Linked DNA regions of Homo sapiens: region 1 is linked to region 2. A link is an interaction called in ENCODE POLR2A ChIA-PET data of the cell type or tissue named here. Cell type or tissue: Panc1. All regions are shown on one strand.

What was found. Peaks named below come from ENCODE experiments on the same cell type or tissue, not always from the same donor. Only the 100,000 strongest peaks of a DNase experiment are listed, where the experiment ranks them.
Region 1: POLR2A ChIA-PET joins it to region 2 with 6 read pairs; 3 of 35 experiments call an interaction of 5 or more read pairs at or near these places.

The regions. Positions count from the first base shown.
Region 1 is chr2:189,835,287-189,839,286 of GRCh38, reverse strand. The region is part of intron 5 of PMS1 (PMS1 homolog 1, mismatch repair system component); the gene reads right to left. Among named protein-coding and RNA genes, the nearest start is that of PMS1, 53 kb to the right of the region's middle. In Panc1, no CTCF peak of the experiment used is centred here; a DNase peak (open chromatin) is centred at 2,416; H3K27ac peaks cover 3,878 bases.
Region 2 is chr2:189,902,635-189,906,634 of GRCh38, reverse strand. It overlaps a transcript of AKAP19 not described here. Among named protein-coding and RNA genes, the nearest start is that of PMS1, 120 kb to the right of the region's middle. In Panc1, no CTCF peak of the experiment used is centred here; no DNase peak of the experiment used is centred here.

The DNA.
Region 1 (4,000 bases), 67 kb after region 2:
AGGTGTGGTGGCTCGTGCCTGTAATCCCAGCACTTTGGGAGGCCAAGGCGGGTGGATCACTTGAGGTCAGGAGTTCAAGACCAGCTGGCCAGCATGGTGAAACCCCATCTCTACTAAAAACAAAAAAATTATCCAGGCATGGTGGCGGGCACCCATAATCCTAGCTACTTGGGAGGCTAAGGCATGAGAATCACTTGAACCCAGGAGATGGAGGTTGCAGTGAGCTGAGATCGCGCTACTGCACTCCAATGTGGGCAACAGAGAGAGAGACTCTGTCTCAAAAAAAGAAAAAAAAAAGTGATTGTATTCCTCCAACTCAGAGACTCTCAGCTTTTACGAAAGACATGCAAAACTGAAAGTTCACATTCAAAAAATATTCCGATAGGTGACCTGAGGACTATGTGTAATTAATTCCTAATATACTAGCTATCATGCTACAGCTTTCTCTTCCTCTTGCAAAAGTTCGGTGGAATGCAAGTCAGTGAAACTGATGTTGACAGGATTATTCCCTTAGGTTTTTTTCGTTTGCTTTTTAAGATAAACCATTTGCAAACTTTGGTACTTTACTAGTATTAATATACTGCGGCTGAGAATTACTGGGCTGTGTTAACAGAACCAACACTCTGGTAGGAGGAAAAGAGAAAACGGACAGACTAAAGGGTACGAAATGGGCTTGATGACTGACTCCATGTGGAGAGGGAATAAAAAGAGAAGAATCAAGAATGCCTCCCAGATTTCTGACCTGGGAAACTGGAATGGTGGTAGTAACACTCAACAAGATAAGAAACTCAGAAGAGCAGGATTGGTGGCAGGAAGATGATGAGTTCAGCTTGTTCAGTGTTGAGTGTTGAGTCTCTGGTACCAAGAACAGTACCAGACACCTAGTAAGGCCCACTAAATACTAAATACTTTCGTTAAAGGAATGAGCAAATAAACACATTTTTTTTTCCCTAGGGAAAAGTAACCCCAGTAGAGTTGAAAACTAGCTCTTTGTTTTCAGAGATAAGGCTGCTAGTTGTCACACCACCATACCTGTTAAAATTACACTTTTTGTCTACTACTTGACCTAAGGAAATCCAAACCAATCTTTGCTTTTCTTTCCTCTTAACATAACAGTTTAAGGTATAATTCATATACTCTACAATTCACCCACTTTAGATTTATAATTCAATGGTTTTTATTATTCACAGAGCTGTGCAACCAACAGCATGATTTAATCTTTGAACAATTTTATCAGTCCAAAAAGAAAACCTATATCCATCATCAGTGACTCCTATCCCTTTTCAATCACTAATCTATCTTCTCTCTATATAAAATTTGCCCACTTAGGATGTTTCATATAAATGGAATCATACAATATATGGTCTTTGATTGGATTCTTTCACTTAGCATAACCTTTTCAAGTTTATTTATATCAGTACTTCATTCCTTTTAAATGGCTGAATAATATTCCATTGTAGATAATACATTTGAATTATCCTTTTATGAGTTAATGAGCATTTGAGTTGTTTCTACTTTTTGGCTATTATAACTGATGCTGCCATAAACATGCATGTTCATGTTTTTATGTTGGCATATGTTTTCATTTCTCTTGGGTATAGATCTATGAGTGGAACTGCTGGGCCACATGGTAGCTCCATGTTTTTTGAAGAACTGCCAGACTGTAATCTTTGCGTGCACATGCACTCTGGAAAGGCAAACTACTGGCTTCTGCTATTATGGCTCTAGTTTTAAGCCAGCCAACAGCTAATAATTTAAGGAACAATGTTCAAAATTAAAGGAAGTAAATAAGGTTCTGAATAATCTGCAATTACAGGAAATGAAATGTCCCCTGCTTCATACTTTCCACATCAGAAGTTCCTTATGACAAAGAATAGCTGAACCATAAAAACTTATTCACAAGGCTAAGGTGGGAGGATCACTTGAGGTCCGGAGTTCAATACCAGACTGGGCAACATAGTGTGACCCTGTTTCTATAAAAAAAAAATAAAAAATTAGCTGGGCATGGTGGCACATGCCTGTAGTCCCAGCTACTCAGGAGGCTGAGGTGGGAGTGGCTCACCCTGCACTCCAGCTTGGGTGACAGAGCAAGACCCCCTCCCTAAAAAGAAAAAAAAAAAAACACCAAACTTATTCACAAAAAGTGTACCTCTTTAAAGGAATGCTAACTCTCTGATATTGACATTTTTAAAATAAAGCATTCAAGGAAATATTTCAAAAAACTAATGTTTTAAAATTCCTGCACTGAATATAGCTAAAAAGCCTGCAGTGTTACTAATGTAAACATCATCTTGTTTATTTTAGTTTATATTAGATGCCTTAGATACAGATATAAATCTTAGCTGCTGATTAATGCAAGGATGCTATTTCACTGCCTGACCTGCTGAATAGTTAGTATACACAACCGTAAAAAGATCACTTCAGGAAATCGGTCCTAGAAAAAGCTGTGAAACATGAGAACTATGCAATGTGATTTCACTTTAAAGTAAACATGCTAGGAGTCTGGGAGCATTATTTCACACTAGGCAATTTTTATTGCATCAGATCGAGGGGCTAATTTAAGAGCATTTTCTAAACTAGTTACACTTGGGCTAGCAATAAATAATAGCGGTCTGCCAACAAGTAAAATCTTCTCATTGGGCAACTAAGATTCATTTTCAAAACAGGACCCATCACTAAAAAACTAAACTATAAAATGTGATGAATAAGAACTGGGAATACTGGGAATCCAGAATACAGTATTCAGTTTGCTTTCTCTACCGTTTCATCAATTCTATGTTATTTTCAAAAACAGAGATTTTCTTTTCACTTCCTGAAGGTTTTTGTAAATCTTGCCCTTAGGCCGAAAGCTTAACATGTGCTAAAAATACACACAAACCTCCATATGTTTTCTATCTAGGTCACACAAAGTTGGAGCACCTGGATGTGCCAACTAAGAATCTGACTCTAGTCAGTATGATGACAGTGCAAAAACACCTCAAAAATATATTATTACATGCACACCATCTTAGGTTTGAAGTTAGCCAAATATATCTTGCCCCTAATTCCTACCTCACTGACATACGCTACTTGAAGAAAATGAAGTTAGATGAGAATACTCGATATTTAATTAGTAAACCTCAATTGTTTGTAAAGGCAATTTGTGATAAAGAGAAATGTAGGCTGCACACAGATGATGCATAGTTAAGTGAATAGTACAATGCTAAAACTGCTTGAGCAAAGTCAACTCCTTCTAAATAAAGAGGATATATTATTGGCCTAGACTGCAGCCAAAATTCTTGCAAATTGTAGGCACAGATGTACTAAGCTCATATTTGGATTTTTTTTTTTCCACCAAACAAGAAGCAGCACCAATGAATTTTTTTTTTTTTTTTTTTTTTGAGACAGGCTAGAGTACAGTGGTGTGATCATAGTTGACAGCAGCCTCAGCCTCCTGGACTCAAGGATTCTCCTGCCTCAGCCTCCCGATTAGCTGGGACTACAGGTGCACACTACCACGCCCAGCTAATTTTTTTGTACGTTTTGAAGAGAAAGGGTTTCACCATGTTGCTTAGGCTGGTCTTGAACTCCTGGACTCAAGCGATCCTCCCACCTTGGGCTCCCAAAGTGCTGGGATTACAGGTGTGAGCCACCATACCCAGGCAAATTTCTTAAGTACCATAAGTTTACTTCTAAGATCTTACAAGTTACTATAAATAGATCTATATCTATTATTATTTACTCCTGCGTATGTACTTGCACTGACTCTGACTCCAAAAAGTACAGAGGCACAAACACAATATTTAAAAGGTTGTTTTATTTCCCACATTGGCAACACAGGAACAATATGAGCCACAGCAGCTTACCACTAAGACACTGCTAAATGTTTTGAATTCAGTATAAAATTATAGATTATTCCATCACAGTATCAATACTACTGTTAAAAGAACAAACCACATTCTACTGACATAATAAACATTAATATGAATTGATTATTGCTAAGCAGCCTCAAACTTTCAAA
Region 2 (4,000 bases):
TAAAACATGGGGTAATGCTTATACAATGGAATACACACTGTACACACAGTCTTGTTCTTTTTGAGTGTAAATTCTAGAGAGTGTAAATTCTAGAGTGTAAACTGAGTGTAAATTCTAGAGAGAAATTCTCAAGCTTTCTTTTGTCCTAACAGGTAAATCTGAAAACTTCCTACTTTCTGGAAGAAAGAACATAACTGTTCCCAGTTATGTAAAATATGTCAAAAAGACTAGACGAAAATATCTAAAAATACTATTTCCAGGGGGTGAGATTATAGCTATTTTCATTTTCTCCTTTTATATTCTGTATTCTTCAAATGTTCTACAGTGAACTGGAATTAATGTTATAATTTAAAAATAATTTTGTATTTGTAAAAGTTAAGGAACTTGCAGAATTGAGATATAGGTTCAAATGCCTGACATGTTGCTAACCAGCTCTTTCTTAGCCTAATTTCTCTATTAAATATCAATTTCCTCCCTTCTAAAAGAAGGATAATTGTCCTCACATAATGACTTAAGATTAGAAGTAGGAGGCTACTCAGCATAGTTCCTGACATATTAAATGCTTGGTAAATCTGTTTAAACGAATGTGAAAATGTGACAGTCTAAATTCATATTTTAGGTAAAATGCAAAGTCTACCATGAATACCCAATTCAAAAGGATATGAAAACTGTGCCATTCACTCTTTCACCCTGTTCACTCTTGTCTGCAATCCAATTCAAATTAGAGGAAAATGTACCATTCTAAAATTAATGTAAAAGGCAAACCAAATTGCTACCTTCCGGCCTTGGGGTATCTTCTTGCCTAAAGACTTCCCTAACATGGAAAGAAAATTTCAAATTGCACTGTAAAAATTATCTTCCTAAAACTGAGTGTAAACTCTAGAGAGAAATTCCCAAGCTTTCTTTTGCCCAAATAGGAAAATATGAAAGCTTCGTACTGCTAATGAGAGCTTGGAAATTCATATGCAGTACTGCCTCAAACAGGTAACTAAAAACTGACTATAGATTGGGGAGGAAGCATTTTTTAACATACTAAATAAAATTTCAATACTGGTAATGAATTCAAGGTAATCTATAGACTGCAGACCTTGAAGACAAAAGGATAAAATTTCCTTTCACTATAAGAATCTAAAACTACCTTATCTGCTACAGACTTTTCCCGTGACTATGAGATTCAGACTTCAATGTGTGTGGCAGGTAGGGAAATTATGAATATCAAACTTGTCCCAACTACATACTTCTTGTTACATCCTTTATTCAGTCAGCTGTTGAATATGAGGTAAACTTCCTCATTTTCATATCTTTACAATAAAATAATAAAGCTCAAAATATTTCTCTAAGTAGCTTCATACAAATGGAAACATAGGACATTATATGTTTGCAACTAAAGCGTCAGCTTCTTAGGAAATACAACTGTAGCTGTCTCTATGTTCAAAAGACTAAAAAATCCAAATATTTTAGAAAAAATAAATTATGAAATAATTGTATTACACATGTCTTACCTTTATCAAAGACTTTAACAAGTTTTCTTTTAGGTAAAAACTTGAGTAATACATTTATTTGTAAATCTTACTTATTGAATATAGAATTTTAGAATCAAAGGGCCTATTTAACCCCATGTTTCTCTGTTGGATAGAAAAGTGAAGAGATACATAAATATACATTCTCTTAGTGGTAATAAATGAAAATAACTATATAGAACTTTGACATATATAATCTTGTTTCATTCCGAATATTCTTGTCAGATGATAACTGGTATTTTTGCCTTCATTTCTTAAGTGAGAAACTAAAGTTCAAAGGAGATCAATGACTTTCTTGAGGTCACTAAGTGCCAAGGGCAGAGTTTGAACATAGTTCTTTCACTCTAGAGCCAGTATTTTTTGTAATACATAAAATTATCTCTTTTGTGCCATATTTTCTCTCAAGATAGGCTGTGTAAACATAAGGATTAAAGACTGATGTTCATTAACATCAATAACTGCATAAAAATTTGGAAAACAATTGCTTTTCAAATATCTTACCACAAAAGTGACTTTAAAAAACAGATTTTTGTCCTCAAAACGATAATGATGATGACTCCCTAGAAAATTGTTTTTGCATTTCACATTAAGGAATCCAGTAACGTACCCTTTTCCCATTCTGTGTTAACAGCTTAAATATATTTAGAGATAAACAAGAAACATATAATTTGCCTGTATGACAAAGTATAATTGGCACCATAATTCTGTAAGAACCTGTGTATAATGCTGGCATGGTGGGAAAACTACTAAACCAAGAGTAAAGGGATTTTACAAGGGCCTAACCTTGGGTTGGTCACTTACGCACTTTGTGTTTCATCTGCAAAACAGAGTATTGACCTACAGTATTGCTGCGAGGATTATATAAAAATGTATATGATGGCAATTTCTAAGGCATCAAGCACTACATAAATATAAGGCAATGTAATTATTGATTTGCTCATTCTATTTCTTGATGTAGATACTACTACTCATCATATGTAACTAAACTTATTTCAAGCTATACAAATGTTATTAAAAGTTGTACATAAATCAAAGAAAGTAAATTTTGAATAATCTTTTAAACACTCTCATTTAAAACTTGCAAATTCAAATTTTTCCACACAAAAATGACTATAAAATGCTAAGTTTACTTTCTACAAGTTATACACATAATCAGCAGTAACATAGATGCAGTTGGAGGCCATCATCCTAAATGAATTAGGGCAGGAATAGAAAACCACATACCACATGTTCTCACTTATAAGTGGGAGCTAAACATTGAGCACACATGGACATAAATTTGGGAACAGTAGACACTGTGGACTACTAGATCAGGGGAAGTAGTGGGGGAACATGGGTTGGAAAACTACTTATTGGGTACTATATTGCCTACCTGGGTGATGTTATCCATACCCCAAACCTCAGCATCATATAATAGTGCCATGTAACAAACATGCACATATACCCCCTGTATCTAAAATAAAAGTCAAAATTTAAATAAAGTACATCTTTACAGGCAATGTATCATCCCATTTTTCCAAAATGGAATGCTCTAACAGTTTGAATTCACTTAATGTTTACATATGAATGGCATTCAAATATTTACTGAATCTAATGGTGATAACAATGTTCATTATTGATTCTACAAAAACTAAATATAATAATTAAGGTATACTTAAACTACAATGAAAAAAATTTAATCCTCAAGACCTTGCCTTGTTCTAAGAATCATCATTATGAATATAAATTACTGTGCAGTATTTTAAAAATAATTGTTATCTAAGCTTAGTGGTTAGAAATTTACAGATTAGGTTTAATATAAGTTAAATACATGGCAATCATTATTTTTCATATTATTTATATTATTTTGGTTTTTCAACCAGTAATTTGCTACTATAATTAAAATTAACCTAATAACATATTCAGCATTTAAAGTTTTCATACCTCTCAAGAAAAATTATTCAGAAAAATGTGTAGTTATATAAGGTATATAGCTATCTTGCCCATCTTTTACTCTCTGATTTTCCATTTATAAATAATTTCTCGATGGCTTTCAATTCAAATTTTTCCTATAGGGAAGACACTTAAAAAACTATTTTAAGATATCCTCTAATATCTATCCTGTTAATCCAAATTATTTCCCTCATTCTACATCTCCCACTGGCTAGTCAGTTTTTTTTTCCTCTGTAGTTTATCTCATCATCTCTTTAAGAGATTATTAATAAAGACTTACTTTATTTAATGCACTTTAACAGTGAAAGGGGAGGAAAATATATGCCACCGAGCTGTACAGTGAAACCGATAACCTTCCTTATTTCTACTCTTTCCTATTGGCTAAATTCAAGCAAAAAAAAATGAATCATGAAAAAAAAGAGCACCTATTTGAAAAGCGAAGTATACAGTTTTTACATATAGTTCTAAATATGGCTTGACTAAAAAGGAATAATTTCTGAGACCTAATATAGATGGTATTTATATCCTATACATGTTTACTTTAACAG